2 separate regions of the Homo sapiens genome follow, and region 2 is linked to region 1. The links are chromatin loops, found by intact Hi-C in ENCODE. Cell type or tissue: heart right ventricle. All regions are shown on one strand. Each heading gives the region's core, and the rest is flanking DNA. Links, peaks and the distances in the headings are about the cores only. Region 1 overlaps ZFYVE16 (zinc finger FYVE-type containing 16). Region 2 overlaps RASGRF2 (Ras protein specific guanine nucleotide releasing factor 2).

Region 1 (9,233 bases), core at 352-8,351:
TTTGAACTTGGACAATTTGATAGGTGAAAAATAATACCACATTATTATTAATATTATTATTACTTGTTAAATAGATGGGGTTTCACTCTGTTTCCCAGGTTGGTCTTGAACTCCTGGGCTCAAGCAGTTCTCCTGCCTTGGCCTCCCAAAGTGTTGAGATTGTAGGCATGAGCCACCACGCCTGGCCCCAGTATTATTTTAATTTGTATTTCTCTTAACAAGGAGTGATGATCATCTTGCATGTAAAAACAATTTGTTTTTCTTTGAACTGAAAGTTCTCTTTCTGACATCCAGGTAACTTTCCAACATCCAATATAGATTTTCAAATCAGAGAATTCATTAGAATGGTTAAGCTAAACGTGGGTGAGTTCATATGCTGAGGGTTTGCTTTTCTCCAGCCAGGATATATTTTACTCATAGTTCTTACTGGAAAAGGGGTTTTGTTTTTATCTCACTATTAAAAGTCCTCTTTTCAAGGAAGCACTCACTATTTGTTATTGGAGTAAGCACTGTAAATTTTTTTAGCCAATTGTATTAAAATGTAATTTGCACCAATGTTAGAGTCTAATATTAAATATTATTGCAACAACAAATTTGAAATATTTCAAGTAGATTTTTTTAATACCATGGGGTTTTTAATTTAAGTAATGTCGGCAGTTATTCAAAGCCTCATCCCTCTAATTTGTTTATGTGTTCATTTAGAGGAAACGTAAAGTATGACATAGTGGCAATTTTATCTTTATGATATATGAGGAGGAACAATTATAATTTATGTAGTAGACAGATAAAAGATACAGGAGAATGTAGAATTTTTTTATAAATATATCAAATATTTTATTTAACATGCTTGAACTGTATTTTAAAATATTTCACTTATTTTATATTCACATTCCGAGTTAAACAAGATTGCTCATTTTCTTATCAAGAATTTTTTTTTTTTCTAGGTTGAATTTCAGGCAGGATCTGAAGGCCAACTTCTGCCTCAGCATTATCTAAATGATCTTGATAGTGCTCTGATACCTGTGATCCATGGTGGGACCTCCAACTCTAGTTTACCATTAGAAATAGAATTAGTGTTTTTCATTATAGAACATCTTTTTTAGTGAAAGAATGTGCCATATTACATATTGCAACCTAATTTGTTAAAACTAACTCCAGCACTAAAGCTGAAATGCCACAAACACTAAAAGTATAAATATGTCTGATTTTTGAAACACATAAGCTTTGCTCTTTAGGCAGGAATGATCTTTTCAAATCATTAGCACAATATTTAAATATCTAAAAATTTAAGAGATCCATACTTTCTGTAGCTTTACAATTAATTTAAGTACTAAAAAGACAAGGATTTCTTTTAAGAAATTTATAGCATTTACTGTGTTATTTAAATGCTAAGCCAAAGTATCTGCACTTAGGTATACCTCTTTATGCCAATAATGATTTTAATGAAGGCTCTTTTCAGATGTAACCTTATGAAGGAAATATCTGCTTTGTGTATATGCCAGTTAGAATACTGGTTTCTAAAGTCTGTCAAATTGTATTTCAGTGGCACAAAAACCAGTTTTGAGGTCTTAGACTTATAATTCTTTGAATAAAACTGATAACTTATTTGTATAATTGGAGTGGAGACCTACCTCCATAATTAGATAAACTCTTTTTGGATTATAATCAGAATTTTGCCTTTTTTCTTCTCAAATTATTACATATGTATGTATTATATATCCACATATATAGTTTTCCCTGATTAAATGGATATTAAAATAATTGCGGGTGCTTCAGGACTTTTTGCTTCTATATTTAAGTATATTGTTTTTATAGCAAGAACATATTCTGAATGTTTTATAAATCTTTAATAATTTATATGTAGGTAATATTTTTGTATCACAATGCATTATTTTTTTCCTCCTTTCCTTCCAAACTATACCACTGTATTTACCACTTCTAAGAGTGACTGACGACGGGCCAGATGACCCTTGAAGTAGTCATTATGTAGCAATAAATGAAGCCTGAAACAGGTTTTTTTACTTCCACTTTAATCCTTAGAAATTTCTTGGCAACTTCGCATATTTTCATTGACACCAGTGTATAAGTATAAATTTAAATGAACTAATTACTTTTGCATATTTTAAATTCTTTATATGGTAGTTATTTTTTATAACAGGATATTAACATAAGTTAAATCCTATGTATTTGAAATTGTTACAGAGCTTTCCTCTTTACTTCAAACAGCAAAAAAGTGGGGGGCATATTGTAGTCCTGTCATTTAAGTTATGTAAAAAATTTAATCATTATTTTGATGCTTTAAACATTCTCATGTGTAATATATGTTTTTGTATCAAAAACACTCATATATTTCAAGAAAAAGAAATTATGTTAAATAGCCCTGTTTTAAGAAAAATATTTATGAAGCATCTCAACTTGAAGATCAAGTCAAAGTTATAACTCAGGATCTGAGGTCTCAAGCTAGGAGAGACTGAGAATTTTAATCAGTTTGGGCATATAGTTTGGACTGAATCACATCTGTAGTACTTAGCCAAAGACAATTTGGAGGAGAATATCAGCCTTCTGGAAGTAGCTACTTCCTGAACAATGTAAAGTGTCGCAGATATTCAATAAAATGGCAACCTGTTATAATTTGTGAAATTTATTGAAATGGTGTAAGATGAAAACAATTGCATATCAAACCCAATTTATGTTTTCTAAATATAGTGTATGTATTCTGCCATGTAAGTAATTGAACAGTCTTAAAATAACCAAATGGTAGAGGGCTGTTCCATGATGGGACAGCTTTGGATTTGTTTTCATAAAATCTCTATATTCAATAAAAATTGGAATTATGTGCCTGAAGTTTGGAGGCACATTTTGAAGTATTCTTTGTAGACATATAGTATGTTTCTGAATGTGTTTGTTACTTATTTGGTCATTGGTACTTAATTTGAAATTTTAATTTTTTAAGAGAAGAAATAGAATGGTTCTTTGTACTCAGTCTGCAATGATCTATTTTTGGCTTATGTCTTTTAATACTACTCTCTTTCTCTGAATTTTGAAATATGAAGTAAAATCTAGCCCATTTGTTTTATGCAGCTATTCAACAAACTTTGTGTGTTCGTATACTTGCTACATGCAGAGCACTTTACCAGGTTTCTAAGCAAAAATTTCTAAAAATGATTAATTGTTCTGACAGAATTAGGCGTAGTTCTTTATCAACATTTATGGATTCCATGCCACAAGTAGTATGCGCTTAAGTGCAGAGCATGCCAAGAGAAAGAGTAGGATTTGGCCCTGTAGGAGCAAAGATTCAATTGTGGGAAACTACTTGTTTCTGAAAATTGCATGCTAGGATATTTACATCATGTTCCTGTTGAAAACAATTCCTGATTAAAATACAAGAATAATCTTAAAACATCAAAGAGATTTTCCAGACAATAAGGAATGCCAAGTCCAAAAGTAAAGAGAATAAGAGAAGCAAGCATGTACCCTTACTCTGACAACCTTATGAGTGAGGGGGACAGAAATTAAAGTTCAGGGCCCATATAAGGTGATGAACCTAACAGGAGACCCTCCACACAATAGGCTGAGACTCCCAAATACTTTCACCTTTAGGATGATAATGAATCAGAGGTGGAAGAACCAATGTAAAAGAACAGGCAAGTTTAGAATTGCCCCAGTGATCTAAAGAATCTTAAGCACTGAGCTTCCTTTAAGGTGTTCCCACACTAGTAATGCCTCCAGGTGACAGAGAAAATAAAATGTAAATACTTTTCATGGAAAAGTAATTTCATTGTAGGCCTCAAATTACTTTTCAAATATGTCTAGTAACACATAGTAAAAAGTAGTCATATAAGGAAACTAGATTCCAGAGGCAAGAATTACTTGAAGCAATGAAAACAAACTCACAGATATAGGTATTAGATTTGTTTTCTTTGTTTAAGGAAATAAGGTGTGTGAATGTACTTGCAGGAAATGGGAAACTATACGATAAAAAGTTGTGGAGCTAATCTGGAAAAGAACTGAATATAAACATTACAAGAATATACATAAAAACTGCACTTTAAAACTCAGTAAATAGATGTAATAGAATGTAGCCAATTGGGGTAGTTTATAAACTGGAAGATAACTCAGGAGAAACTATTCACAGTGCACCATGGGAGAAACAGCTGGAAAAAAAAACAGAAGACCTGTAGAGAATACAGTGAAAAATCCTAAGTGCTTCATTAGCTGTGAGAGGAGAGGCAAGAATAGGACAGAGCAAATACTTAGATAGAATGCAGAATTTTAAAAACTGATGAAAGACATGACCCCACACATTCTAGAAGCCAGACAAATCCCAAACAGAATAAACTAGAAAATCCACACATAGACACATAATAAGGCCAGGTGCAGTGGCTCACACCTGTAATCGAGCACTTTGGGAGGCCAAGGCAGGAGGATCACTCGAGCTCAGGTTGAGACCAGAGTGAGCAACACAGGGAGACACTGTCTCTGCAAAATTAAAAAAATTTTGCCAGGTGTGGTGGCTCATACTTGTGGTCCCAGCTTCACGGGGGCTGAGGTGGGAGGATCACTTGAGCCCAGGAGGTTAAGGCTCCAGTGAGCTGTGATCGTGCAACAGAGCAAAACCTTGTCTCAAAAAAAAGGAAAAAGAAAAAAGACATTTAACAGGAAAACTGGAAATGCTAGCTGACAGAGAGAAAAATAGTCCAAGGAACAATTTGCTGTTTCTAGTCAGAGGACCAGAAAGGAGGTTGGAGGCTATGGGACAAAACCCTTTTTAATTTAATTGCAGTATTCTAAGAGAGCCTCAGGAAAGATGCAGTAAGACCCACCGCCCCACCAGGAGAACCATGGGTAATGACTTGGAACCTTCTGGACTTTCCTTGCTCTACATCAATCCCGCAGCAGTAAAGAGGTATCACTCTTCTCTTCCCCCTGGTGCACTAGTGGCAGACATTGCAGGGCAGAACACTGGCAATGGGGAGGCTAACGCCCTGACTTTCTAGCCAAAAACCAAGAATGGGGTTCTAGAAACCAGAGTATAGGTAAGATCACAAATAGGAGGGAACTGAAGAAAAGGAACCCTTAAATCTGTCAATAAAATCCTGGGATCATCTCACAAGCTGTGTATGTGTGAAACTAACCAGAAGCAGCTGAGCAAAGGTTCTGAACACTGAATTACAGTGTAGGCCACTGTCCAAGTTTCAGATTGGCCACTAGATGGTGCACAACTGGGGCAAAGAACAGCTTAACAAAGGCAGTGAAAACTAACATTGGAACCACAGCCACCAAAAAAAGTGGCCAGGATGTGTGCTCTGAAACTTAACTGAATTGATGGTCTGCTAAAACAAAACAAAACAAAAACATTCTTATGAAGATTTAAACAGGATAGAGAATATCATAATATTCCAAATATATCCCAGAAACAACCCAAAATGATTGGACAAAGAACTTGTGAAACCTAAGCAACTCTCTAGGGAAAAGACAATGAACAAGAGCCAACTCTAAGGTTACCCAAATGTCAGAATTATCAGAAAAAGACTTAAAACTAGTTATTTTATTTTTTTTATTTATTTTTGAGACAGTCTCTATCACCCAGGCTAGAGTGCAGTGATACAATCTTGGCTCACTGCAACCTCCACCCCCAGGGTGCAAGTGATTCTCCTGTCTCAGCCTCCTGAGTAGCTGTGACTACAGGTGTGTACCACCACGCCTAGATAATTTTTTGTATTTTTAATAGAGACAGAGTTTCACCACGTTGGCCAGGCTGGTCTCAAACTCCTGACCTCAAGTGATCTGCCTGCCTGGGCCTCCCAAAGTGCTGGGATTACAGGCATAAGCCAGCACACCTGGCCGTTAAACTAGTTATTTTAATCATGCTACACAAAGAAGACATTTCTCCAAAGGAAATATATAAAGGGAAACACTGTTGAAATAAATGGAAAGCTAAAAGTCTCAGCATAGAAGCTATAAAAAGAAACAAGTGGAAATTGTAGAACTGAAAATACAATAACAAAATTTACTGGAAGGTCTCAACACAATGAAGATGACTGAGGGAAGAGTCAGTAAATTTGAAGATACATGAGCAGAAATTATCTAGTCTGAATGACAGAGAAAAAAGTGAAAAAAATGAGAAGACCTTTGGGGATCTGTGGGACAATATGAAACAGTCTAATATTCATGTCTTAGGAGCCCAGAAAGAACAATTGGAAGAAAAAAATATCTGAAGAAATAATAGCTAAAAACTTCCAAACATCTGGCAAAAAACAAATATTCACATACATTTACATAGCATTCTATTTAAAGCCGGTCTGCTGGCACAGCAAATCCCAAAAAGGAAAACCACACCCAGGCACGTCATAATCAAAGTGATGAAACCAACTGTAAAGAAAATACTTTGAAAACAACTGGAAGAAAACAACACTTTGTATATAGGAGAACCAAAGATTTCAGTGATGGCAGATTTCTCATCAGAAACCATGGAGCAACATTTATAAAGTGCTTTTAAAAAGCAACAAAACTGTCAACACAGAATCCTTTATCCAGCAAATATATTCTTTAGGAAAGAAAATGAAATAAAGACATTTTCTTTTTTTTCTTTACTTTTTTTTTTTTTATGAGATGGAGTCTCACTCTGTTGCCCAGGCTGGAATGGATTGGTGCGATCTCAGCTCACTGCAACCTCCGCCTCCCGGTTCAAGCAGTTCTCCTGTCTGAGCCTCCAGAGGAGTAGCTGGGATTACAGGTGCGTGGTACCACGCCCAGCTAATTTTTTTATGTTTGTAGTAGAGACGAGTTTCACCATGTTGGTCAGGATGGTCTCAAACTCCTGACCTCAGGTGATCTGCCTGCTTCGGCCTCCCAAAGTGCTGAGATTAGAGGCATGAGCCACCATACCTGGCTGAAATAAAGACATTGTCAGAAGAAGGAAAGCTAAAATAATTCATTGCTAGTAGTCCTCCTTTAACAGAAATGGTAAAGGAAGTTCATGGGGAAGGAAAATGATTGCAAAGAAGGAAGAGCAACCAAAATGGCAAATCTCTGGATAAACCAAATAGACTTACATGTTTGTTAAAATATATGTAACTGCTGAAATAAAAAAATTGTAACATCATCTTTTGGGATTTTCAATGCATATAGATGTAATACAGATGAAAACTGCATACTAACCAAGGGGACAGTGACAGAACCTATATGGTAAGTTTTCTAAATTTCACTTAAAGTGGTAAAACATTATAGTAGGTTACAAAAAGTTTGGTATGTAATGATCATCTCTAGAGCAACCATTTTAAAAAACTATGCAAGGAGATATGTTTAAAAAGCCGACATATAAAGTGGAATTTTAAATAATTCAAAATAAAGCCAGCAAGGAAAACAAGTGTAAAAGAAATAAGGGATCAACAAGAAAAATTAATGCTAAAATGGTAGACCTAAATCCAGCTGTATCAAAAATTACACTAGGCCAGGTGTGGTGGCTAATGCCCATAATCCCAACACTTTAGGAGGCTGAAGCAGGAAGATCACTTGAGGCCAGGAGTTCAAGATCAGACTGGGCAATGTAGTGAGGCCCCGTATCTACATAAAACTTAAAAGAATTAGCCAACCATGGTAGTGCATGCCTATAGTCCTGGCTACTCAGGAGGCTGAGGTGGGAGATCATTTGAGCCCAGTAGTTTGAGGCTGCAGTGAGCTGTGATCATACCGCTGTACTCCAGCCTGGGCCACTGAGCAAGACCCTGTCCCTAAAAATAAAAATAAATAACAATTACATTAAATGTAAATGGTCTAAATATGGCAATTGATTTTTTTTTTTTTTTTTGGATCAAGTCTCATTTATTCTGTCACCCAGGCTGGAGTGCAGTGGCACAATCCCGGCTCACTGTAACCTCCACCTCCCAGGTTCAAGTGATTCTCCTGCTTCAGCCTCCTGAGTAGCTGGGATTACAGGCATGTCCACATCTGGCTAATTTTTTCTTTGTTTTTATTAGAGATGGAGTTTCACCATTTTGTCCAGGATAGTCTTGAACTCCTGTCCTCAACTGATCTGCCTGTCTTGGCCTCCCAAAGGACTGGAATTACAGGCATGAGCCACCATGCCTGGCCAGATGGATTTTTTTAAAACCTAATTTATATGCTATCTATACAAGCCACTTATGATACAATGGTACATGCAGGTTAAAAAGTAAAAGGATGGAAAAAGATATTCCATGCAAACACTAAAAAGAAGAAGAAAAGGACAAAGCTGGAGTGGTTATTTTGCTATCAGACAAAGCAAACTTCAGAACAAGGAATATTACCCTGTAATTTATTTTTAAATTTATTTATTTATTTATTTATTTATGAGACAGGGTCTCATTGTATTGCCCAGGCCTAGGGTGCAGTGGCTATTCACAGGCACAGTCATGGCACACTACAGCCTTGAACTTAGGCTCTTAACCCATCCTCCTGCCTCAGCCTCCTGGGTAGCTGAGCCTACAAGTGCGTGCCACTGCACCCAGTTCCCCTGTGATTTATTATTGCATTTCATAGACTAGATACCAAGTTCAGAGAGAGAGTAATCTGTCCAAAGTCACACAGCTAGAAACTAAATTGGAATTTGAGGGAAAACTTTCTAGCTATTAGGACTCTGAAAATGAGGTAAGCTGTATTCATGCAGTGCTTTGTTTTGATTTTGAGACAGAGTCTCACTCTGCGGCCCAGGTGGAATGCAGTGGTGTGATCATGGCTCACTGCAGCCTTGAGTTCCTGGGCTCAAGCAATCCTCCCACCTTAGCCTCCTGATTAGCTGATACTACAGGCACATGCCGACACACCTGGCTTGTTTTTTATTTTTTCGTAGAGATGGGTCTCACTATGTTGTCCAGGCTGGTCTCAAAGTCCTGGTCTCCTCCTGCCTCAGCCTCCCAAAGTACTGGGATTACATGTGTGAGCCACCATGCCTGGCCTTTATTCATGTTTAGATGTCACCAAAAGCAGCCCCAGACTCAAGTTGGGGCCTGTGTCTCACATTCTAATCGTTATATTCTTTCCCCAGTGCAGCATGTACCCTTAACTTACAAAACCTTTTTTGTGCCAAAAAAGTAATTAGACTTATTTTTACCATAAAATTTCCAAACACTCAGAAGTAAAGGAAATAGTAGGATGAAAATCTATATACCCAGCCTACAACAATCCTCTGAGTCAACACTATCAAGACTTACCTCTTTTGCTTCATCCATCCCTTAATTTCTTTGCTGGAGCAT
Region 2 (9,233 bases), core at 719-8,718, 710 kb after region 1:
TTGTCCTCTGCGCGCAGACAGATGGATGGGGGCTGGCTATAGACATTTCAGATCTGTGCACAAGACTCTGTCGAAGGCCTTTCACGTATGATCTATAGCAATTTTTGTTTTCCTCAATTACCGTATTGACCAACCAATTCTGAAGAGATGCTCTGTCCATTTATTCGAGGAATTTCACAGACCATGAATGACGCTGGTAAAAGGGCTGCAGCTGTGTCTGCAGATTACCACTGGCGCCATCAGGCTCTGGGTACTGTCTGAATGACAAGTGGCCGAGAATGAAACAGTCACATATTTTCTTAATTGGAGGCTTAGGGGCATGTTTTTAAAACATGAGATCAGACAAAAATGACCTACCTACATAAAAATCTCCTCCCCAAAGGAGTTTACAGAGGAACACTGCTACTCCTTTTTCTGTTTTCTCACCTCCTTGATTCATTCACTAATAAGAATTGGGCACCAGAATGTTCCAGACATTGGGGTAGGTGTGGGAGTGACCAAGATCCAGGCAGTCTCTGACCTCAAGGGGCTTCCAGCCATTGGGAAAATGCCCACTAACAGCCACTGGACTTAACGTAATTATGTGTGTGGCCGGCTGTTAAATCGAATTCTTCAGATTGTTTCTGACGTTCAGGCAGAGGACCAAAGGCACAGGGGCAGGTAAAATAGGTAGCAGCAACAGCCTGCATGGCCTTAATGGAGTGGCTCGGCCACCTAAGCAAGACCAGCTAAGAGCTCGTGAAATCAATCCTGCTAGCAATTGTGATCACCCACCTGTGGGAAGTTGAGGTAGGAGAGGTCAAGGAGAGGGAGATTTCCAGAGAGAGGCATCTGTGTAAGTTCCCTACCACTATGGGGAAGGTGGGGAGATGCCTCCTTTTCACTTCTAGCCACATGGGAAATGCTTCAAGGAAACCATCCAGCTAGCCTCCGTGTTAAGGTGAAAGGTGCTGGCTGGGCAAAGTGAAGAGTGGTGGATGCTAGGAGTGAGCTGTATTCATATGTGTTTGAGTGAACCAGATGGGTCCATGGGGAGTCCAATCTGGATGGCCCTGCATCCTGCCCAAGAGGACGGCCTGGAGGGGTGACGCGTAGACAGACGCTGGGTGAAAAAGACCACTGGCAGCCCAGGGCCTGGGGGAGTTGAAAATGACTCACAGGAGGACAGACATTGCCAGGGTCAGGGGAGCTGGCCATAAGTCTCCCACAGAGAGGTCTCCAAAATCTCACCAAAGTGCCCCACACAGGAAAAGCTGGCCACTGCCCACCTGCCACATCTAGAGAGAGCCAGGGCTGGGCTCCCCTTACACTATCATACTAAATTATTGCTTTCCCCTGGACCTGAGGTACAGGATCAGAAGCAATAGCCAGCTAGTAGAGAGGTGGTGGAGACAGCAGAAAGGGCCTCCTGTGCAGGCCACTAGGATGGAAGCAGCCCACGCCAGGGCTAGAGGGAGGCTGGACTGAAGTTTTGAAGAATATACTGAACTGGACATTTTGACTGTTGAAATGACACCATTCTTATAAGCAAAAAGTACTGAAAGACATTGGTGCCTGCCCAGAACTCCATGTCAGGTGGGGAAGGATAGGCTATCAACTGGTTTACTGGGACTGGCAAGAAGCAGTAATGCCATTTGATGATTCCGTTATTACTTATGATACAGGGAGTCTAGGGTCCCTTGGGAGAGCAATTTCACAAAATCTATCAAAATAGCTCAGCTGTTATATTTCTAACTCACTCCAGTTCTCTTACATTCATTTTATGGTGAACAAAGAGACACATTTTTAGCTAATAATGAATAACTTGAGTTTACATTTCAGTTAACATGCTTTTTGGCATTTTTATTGAAATATCACATACCGCATATAAAGGGCAATAAACTTCAGTGTGTAGGTCAGTGACTTTCTGCCTCTGTATACGCCCATGTAACTGCCACCCAGGTCAAGATCTGGGACATTTCCAGCACCTGAGAGGGGCCTCCAAGTCTCTGCCCCTCTTCCTGTTACCCCATGCTCTATTAGTTTTAGTATTGTTCCCATTGACATTATGAGCTTTTTATATATTCAGGACAAAATCCTTTATCTGTCAAATGATATTCGTTTCTCTCAATTTGTTCTTTTACATTTAGCATTGCTTATGGTATGTTTTACATATATGCACCCTTTTCCCATTATAAGAGGGTTTTATATATACTCTATCCTATAAACACAGACACACACACGCGCACACACACAAAACAGAGTCCTTTTCACTCTTTCATTAAAATATATGTTCCCTAACACTGTCATAACACAATTAACAAATAAATATAGTCTGAGGTAGAAGACAGGAATTAGCGGATCTCACAACCACACTCTAGTCACTCATAGCAGCTGAGGTGAGAATTTTTACGTCTCCAAAAATCACAGTAGGAGTTAAATTCAGTCCTCATGTGTCTTTGTAGCAGAGATCTCAGAGCTGGGGGTACTTCGAATCCTGTTGGAGGTGTGAAGTTAGGGTGATCTTGATGGAAATCCCTGCTCTGGCATTTACTGGCTGTGTCTGAGCAAACTATTTAGCTCCTCCAGGCCTCCATTTCTTCATCTGTAAAAATGGGGATTAATGCCACTTTTTCCTCTGTGGGAGGGTGAGGATTATGTGAGTTAAAACATACAGAGTAGCCATTACAGATGGAGGCTCAAAGCACTGCAGATGCTGCTCTTGATAGAGATAACCTTGTGAAAGCGGCATCTGGTCCAAACCCAGACCTTCAAGCAGGCCAAATGCTGTTACCCCCGTTTGACCAGTGAACCACCTAAGTCTCAAAGGGGTTTAGTCAGCATCGCCCAGGTAAACTTGCTGTGATGGTGGAAATGTTCTATGTCATGGTGCCCAGTACAGTAGCCTCTAGCCACATGCAGCTAATTGATCACTTGGAATGTAGCTAGCATGGCTAAAAAGCTGGAGTTTTAATGTTATTGAATGGAATTAAATGTTAATAGTCCCACGTGACTAATGGTTACAGTATAAACAGCACAGTTCTAGACCACTCAAAGGTACCATAGGGAAACAGACCCAGCTGTCAAAATTCCTTCCAGTCTCCCACAGTGCCTCATTCCTCTGAAACAAGAACCCGACCGGGTGGTCTCCACGATGGCTCCAGCAATAAGCCTGCTGAAGGGGGCACACCTATATTAGGTTTGTGGAGAGGAAAACAAAACCTTTATGTAACCTCAGAGTCACTGTTATCTCAGAGAAGACCATGGCTCTTTCCCAGTAAAGGAACCAACCAATGAGCATCCGTCTGCTCCACAGAATTTAGGTTTTGGGGCTGCAGTCCCAGATCTGAGGTAAAGTGGGGACATGCCCTCTGACTTATTAAGGTGGAAAAGTGTGTGACGGTGTGATGGCCTCTACTTAGTGTGCTCAAGGTCTCAGGGATCAGATTTTCCCAGAATGTGAGTGGACATAGTTCATCTCTTCCGTTTCTTATTTTGACAGATGACAGGGGCGGCTTCTAAATTTTTTTGTTGACTATTTGGCATTGCCTAGTGAAACACAAAATTCAGTGTTGAATTAGAGCACTGAGTTCAGGTTTGTTCATTGTTCTTGTTCATTGTTCCAAATCTGAAATGGAGGTTGGGCTAGGACAAACACAGCACAGAATTTTCGGTGTGGGCAGGAGAATGAAAAGTGAAAGAAACAACCAGCTATTGAGCAGGCAGCTGCTGTCACCTCTCCTGACGTTCCTGGCCTGCTGCTGTCACCTCTCCTGACGGCTCCTGGCCTGCTTCCAGCCCTGCCCTCCTCATCCATCCGGGCTCGTGTCAGTTGGCCACAGGGTACTTTTCTGTCACACTCCTGGCCTGGTCTCTGCCCCTTAAAGAGCGGATCTTCTCTTCCATTTGCAAGGCAATCTCAGCATATGGGGGCCTGACCTTTGAGATCTTTATAGGAGAAAGATGCCTCTCTGCTGTGAATAGGGCTTTTGTCCCCACTTCCTGAAGAAGTTCAAGACTTTAAAAGCCCCTTTCCCTAAGCCTTCACCATGGCTGGATGAGACTTCCAGTGCAGAAGTGTGTCACTAGGACTCTGAGCAAGGAGGACGAACCATTGAATTGCATAGAAGTCATCTAGGAGCAGCCTGAAGTTTGGTATCGGTTTAGTTATGATATGGGGCACATGGTCTTTTATGGGTGACTTGAGAACCTGATTCTTAGAATGAAGGTAGGTAGCTTCCTCTGTGAAGATGGATTCTGAATGACAGAAACCCAATTTAAAAAAAAATACTGTATCACTTACTTTATATCAGACACTGTTTCAAGTTGTTTTCAAATATTAAGTCACTTACTGTGACTCCACTCGTTTGAGGGAGAGGAGGTCGATGTTGTTATTACCACTGCTTTACAGATGGGGAAATGGAAGCTCAGACTGAACCATTTCCCTGAGGTTCCACCGATAGCAAATGGCAGCAGCAGGTTTCAGTCCCCGCCGTCTGGCTGCACAGTTTTTGCCGGGAACCCCCAATCTTGCAGCCTCTCCATCTTGCAGGCCAACTGTTGAGATGCAGACCGCTCAAAATGTGAAACATAAAAACCCGCTTCTGACTCAGGACAGTGAGAATAGCACATGTCAACACTGCCAATGCTTTCCCTGTTTCTCAATCTTTCCTTAGGAAAGTTACTTTTGACCCTGAGTCTATTTTGTGTTGCTCAAAGGATTTGTACTTGCTAAAGGCTGGTGCAGGGAGGAGTGCTGTGCCCCTGCTGACAACCACTGCACCTCCCAGGCTGAGATGGTGACAGCAGACGCCCCGGCCAGCCTCCCCAGGCCACCTGCCTGCAGGAAGTACAGTCAGAGCTGCCCGCGGTGAAGGGCCAGGAAACCCCCGCTGTTCTTGAAGCCTCAAGACCCCAGATATCCCACCTTGACAAGTGGGTGAGATGCTGCCCACTGCTCAGGCACCACAGAGTGCCACGAGGCTCCTGGGCATGTCCCCAGCTGGTAGGACTGATGGGGATACCAGGAATAAGAAGATAAAATTTGGTCTCAATGTGAAATGCTAGCAGCTATGAGATGTTTTTAAATGACTAATGAGTTGTCTGCTGCTTCAGCCTTGCAAATGGTGTTTTATGTTTTTTTTGTTGTTTCTGTGTGTGTTTCTTTTTTTTTTTTTTAAGAGATGGGGTCTTGTTCTGTCACCCAGGCTGGGGGGCAGTGGTGCGATCGTAGCTCACTATAGCCTTGACCTACCCCTTGCCTCAAGTGATCCTTCCACCTCCGCCTCCCAAAGTGCTGGGATTACGGGCATGAGCCACTGTGCCTAGCCACAGATAATTTTATACAATCACCATGTCAGAGGATAATCGATGGCCTATATACTTTTTTTTTTTTTTTTTCAGAGACAGAGTCTCGCTCTGTCTCCATGCTGGAGTTCAGTGGTGCAATCTTGGCTCACTGCAACCTACACCTCCCAGGTTCAAGCAATTCTCCTGCCTCAGCCTCCCAAGTAGCTGGGATTACAGGCATGCGCCACCACACCAAGCTAATTTTTTTGTATTTTTAGTGGAAACGGGGTTTCACCATATTGACGAGGCTGGTCTCGAACTCCTGACCTTGTGATCCACCCGCCTCAACTTTCCAAAGTGCTGGGATTACAGGCGTGAGCCACTACGCCCGACACACTTTTATGTCAGTCTCACCCTTTTATTATTTATCAGCACCCATTCACTTCTAGCTGTCGACACTGTCAGCCTCTGCGTATCTCAGCTAAGAGATCCCAAACATCCACCAGGCACACACCAGTGTTTGTTCACAAACAGATTCCCCATGACAGCCGCCCAAATGAAATAGAGAATGCTCCGTTTAATTTAAATAGGCCAGCAACTTCAGTTCCTTTTGGCCCCTTCTGATTTCCTGGACACATAGGCTGACCCTTATCTTTACGGCAGTGCTGGGTCCTGCTGTAATCTTTTACTGACCGCTGCCCTCTCCTTCTCCCCTCAGAACAGATGCCTTAGGCGTCACATTTCACTTCAGTTCTTCAGAGGTTCCTGGGTCAAAAAGGTCTCAGATGAGGAGAGAAACCTGGAAACTTGCACACTAGTTTGGATTCCATTGTTAGCTTGCTAGTTTCCACATTTGTAAAATTGGCAAAATTATCTGTGTGAAGTTATAATGCACAAATGAATTATTTGTCATATCTCTCTGGAAAATATGAAATGTAAGAAACTATTATCTGATAAGTATGGATTTTCTTTTCTTTTTTTTAATTCCAAAGATAGATTTTTATTCTTTTTCTCTGGTCCAGGCAAACAACCAACCAAGTAAGAAAATCCTAGTTCCTTGAACTATTTACCAAAGTTTTTTCTTATTTTTATACATCCCTATTGTTATCCTTTAAACTCTCCTTACAGTGAGACATTTACAGCAGGATTTATTAAGCTAGCATAAGCTAGATTTAAGCTTTTAGGAAGTGTGCCTTCAATGGCACTGATTTTCCGTTTTCATTAGCTGCCGAAACAGAAACATTTTCCCCATTGAACTAGTGGGATTCCTTAACCTTTTGTGGATGGATTTCGTTGATGGAATTTTATGTACTTCGATAGCTTCTTATCTCTGTTGTAAGAGTTTTCTGATGCAAGTGCCATGGAGAGCCCTTATTTTTCCTAATTTGTCTCCCCACTCTTGTAATCACTCTTGGACCTTGGAAGCATTTCTGGAGACTGCGGCATGCAACCCTCAGCATGGGGAACAATGATCCTGACATCACCTGGTCCTTGTTTGATCCGACCAGGCCTGGACCAGTGCTCTCCATCACTTCAGAGCTGCCTCAGAATGCCAAGAGCTGACTTAACATTTGTGTTATCAACTGGTTCTCAAGGCCCCACGGCTCTGCCTTGCTTGTTGCCTTTCTCTTTGTGTTCCTCTCCTCTCCACTCTGCTCTCAGATGTCATTAACTTATAGCTCCCAATCTCTTTGCATAAAGTCTCTCCTTGGGTGAATGTCAAAGATGCTACTTCCTGTAACTCTAAGTGCATCTTCTCCTTGGGGAAGGAAGGATGCACCCACCAGCTTTCTTTGTCAGTCTTTTTCCCTCCTATGGATCAGGGTAAAAAGAAAAGTATAACTAATGACTACTTTCTAGTTATATTAGAGTTAAACTCAAAGATAATTTTGTTGGCAGGGGGCATTACTTAAGAAAGTTAAATACAGTTTTAAATATTGGCAATAAAAGGATGCCCTTCCAGACTTTTCATTTTCCCTCTGGTCTTTGTCATTTTCTTGAAAATGACAATCCATATAAATTTACCACCTACCTAATGGAAAACACAGCATCTGAAAAAAAAATTCTCTTTTTTTCTGGTAAATGCTTTTTAAACTGACTGATTCCCTTTTGGGGCGTAAAGATGTAAGCTTGGAAGCGATCTGATTCCGGGGTTGTGGGGCAGTATTTAAAGATTCCTGTATGCACAGCTGTTCAGAACTAGGGGCTGAATTTTAGCAGTCATTCAAATGCAGAGTCATTTGTCAGCAAATGATCAAATAAATAGTTTTCTGGATGGGTTTTTTCCTTCTCACTGAATTAGTGTCATTCATTGCCATTTGCCGCTTCCCAGTTATTTTTGTTCTAACATATCTTCCACATTTTCGCTGTGCCTTCTCCCCGTAGCCTCCCACTTCACATCTGCTAAACTAATTTCCCAAACCACCAGTTTAAAACTTAGGTAGCTTATTACCACTTGTCTCAAAGTCAAGTATTCTCCCCCATGGACTTTTATGCATTCATTCTACAAACGTTTGAGGGCTGACCAGGAGCAAGGCACAGAGCTTACCAGATTTGGGGTTTAATTGTCTGTGGGTTTTACTACCTGAAACATAAGTCCCCAGATGATTGTCAGGCATATATTTTCTCTACATTCTGTTCCTCTTTGAAGATTCAAGAACCTACTGAGTAGTTAATGACTAGTAAGTATTGAACGTGTATTGGAAAGTTTAGAAGTACTGTCGTATTGCTATGTAGGGTTTAATTCCAAACTTATTGCCCTTCCTTATGTTTTTCTATTAGAATGTTCTTTTTCATCGTGTGAACAATGAGGCTTTTAAAATATTTTTGTAGTTAGGCAATGGAAAATGCCAGAAAACCCTACCCTTTCACTTTTCCAGCAAGAAGCCCTGATTCAGAGTCCCTGTTGCCCCAAGGTGGCGCCGACGCAGGCAGGCCAGCGGTGGTGGCCGGTGAGCAAGGCGAGCGGGTCCCCTGCAGAGGCTCTCATCCCAGGTTTTAGCCAGCACAATCTCCCCTGGAAGAGGGTTTCAATGTTAAAGTTTTGAATAAGGTCTCTTCTCCTCAGAAGAGTTGAAAACCACCTTGGTTTAGGAGGTTGTCTCTAGTTCATGAACATGAGGAATGCAAACCTGTGTACCCCAGACCTGTCAAGGCTGATTTGCATATATCATGATCATTCAGTGCCTTTGCCTCAGCTTCCCAGTTTACAAACTGGCCCGAGTCTAAACTAACTCTACACCACAATTTAAATTCTTCATCTTGTGTAGTCAAGACAGAAAACAGTAGTATGTTTTTCATTTTCTTGAAAATCATTAAATTAACCCCCCACCTCTTATTTCTGAGCTCAACACATCCTGAGTCCTTCTTTATAAGCTCTTTGTTCCAGATTTTAAAATTATTTGTGTGATTTTAATCCACTCTGCAGTATTTTCACTTTCCTTTTAAAACCTCTGGCCACTGTTAGGAATATACTGTACTTATTACACTGAGAAAATTACTCTCATAATTCTCTTTAGCCTCAAACTGTGTTTATAGAATCAGATTTTCCCAATGTCCTAGAGTTCCCTTGGCCATGTATAGTAAATTACTAATTACTACCCTGCTCTCCTGAAAGAATGAATATCATTTCTAAAATGCCTAAGCTATCAACAGGGATTCGTTTTAAAGTGCTAGAAAATCTGATTTATTGCTTTGCAGATGATTTTTCTGGTGTATGATCTAGCCTCATTAATGCAAACTAGTTTATTCAGACTGGAAACCACAGTTTCCAGATCCCCGTCTCAAATGGTCATCAGTGAAGGGAGATAGTTCCAGGCTCTGCAACTGTTTGACATTTCAGCCTTCCCTTCCCCAAGCCAGCAGCCACTAAGTCACTGATAGCTGCTTTTTTCTTTTTTTCTTTTTCTTTTTTTTTGAGATGGAGTCTCACTCTGTCACCCAGGCTGGAGTGCAATGGCACGATC

What was found. A loop is a pair of places that touch in the nucleus more often than their neighbours do. Peaks named below come from ENCODE experiments on the same cell type or tissue, not always from the same donor. Only the 100,000 strongest peaks of a DNase experiment are listed, where the experiment ranks them.
Region 2: it touches region 1 in a loop (3-fold over the local background); 20 of 110 quality-filtered maps call a loop at or near these places.

The regions. Positions count from the first base shown.
Region 1 is chr5:80,476,275-80,485,507 of GRCh38, forward strand. It overlaps ZFYVE16 (zinc finger FYVE-type containing 16), which reads left to right. Exons shown (of 19, transcript NM_001284236.3): 19 at 945-7,105. The coding sequence ends at 1,103. It overlaps FAM151B-DT (FAM151B divergent transcript), which reads right to left. Exons shown (of 3, transcript NR_172938.1): 2 at 9,192-9,233; 3 at 6,526-6,892. Among named protein-coding and RNA genes, the nearest start is that of FAM151B-DT, 7.1 kb to the right of the region's middle. RefSeq lists a silencer at 5,184-5,293. In heart right ventricle, for the core only: a CTCF peak has its summit at 5,200 (motif pointing right); no DNase peak of the experiment used is centred there.
Region 2 is chr5:81,184,350-81,193,582 of GRCh38, forward strand. All of the region lies in intron 18 of RASGRF2 (Ras protein specific guanine nucleotide releasing factor 2), which reads left to right. Among named protein-coding and RNA genes, the nearest start is that of CKMT2, 44 kb to the right of the region's middle. RefSeq lists enhancers at 7,732-8,240, 8,241-8,747. In heart right ventricle, for the core only: no CTCF peak of the experiment used is centred there; DNase peaks (open chromatin) are centred at 1,129 and 3,772; H3K27ac peaks cover 1,811 bases.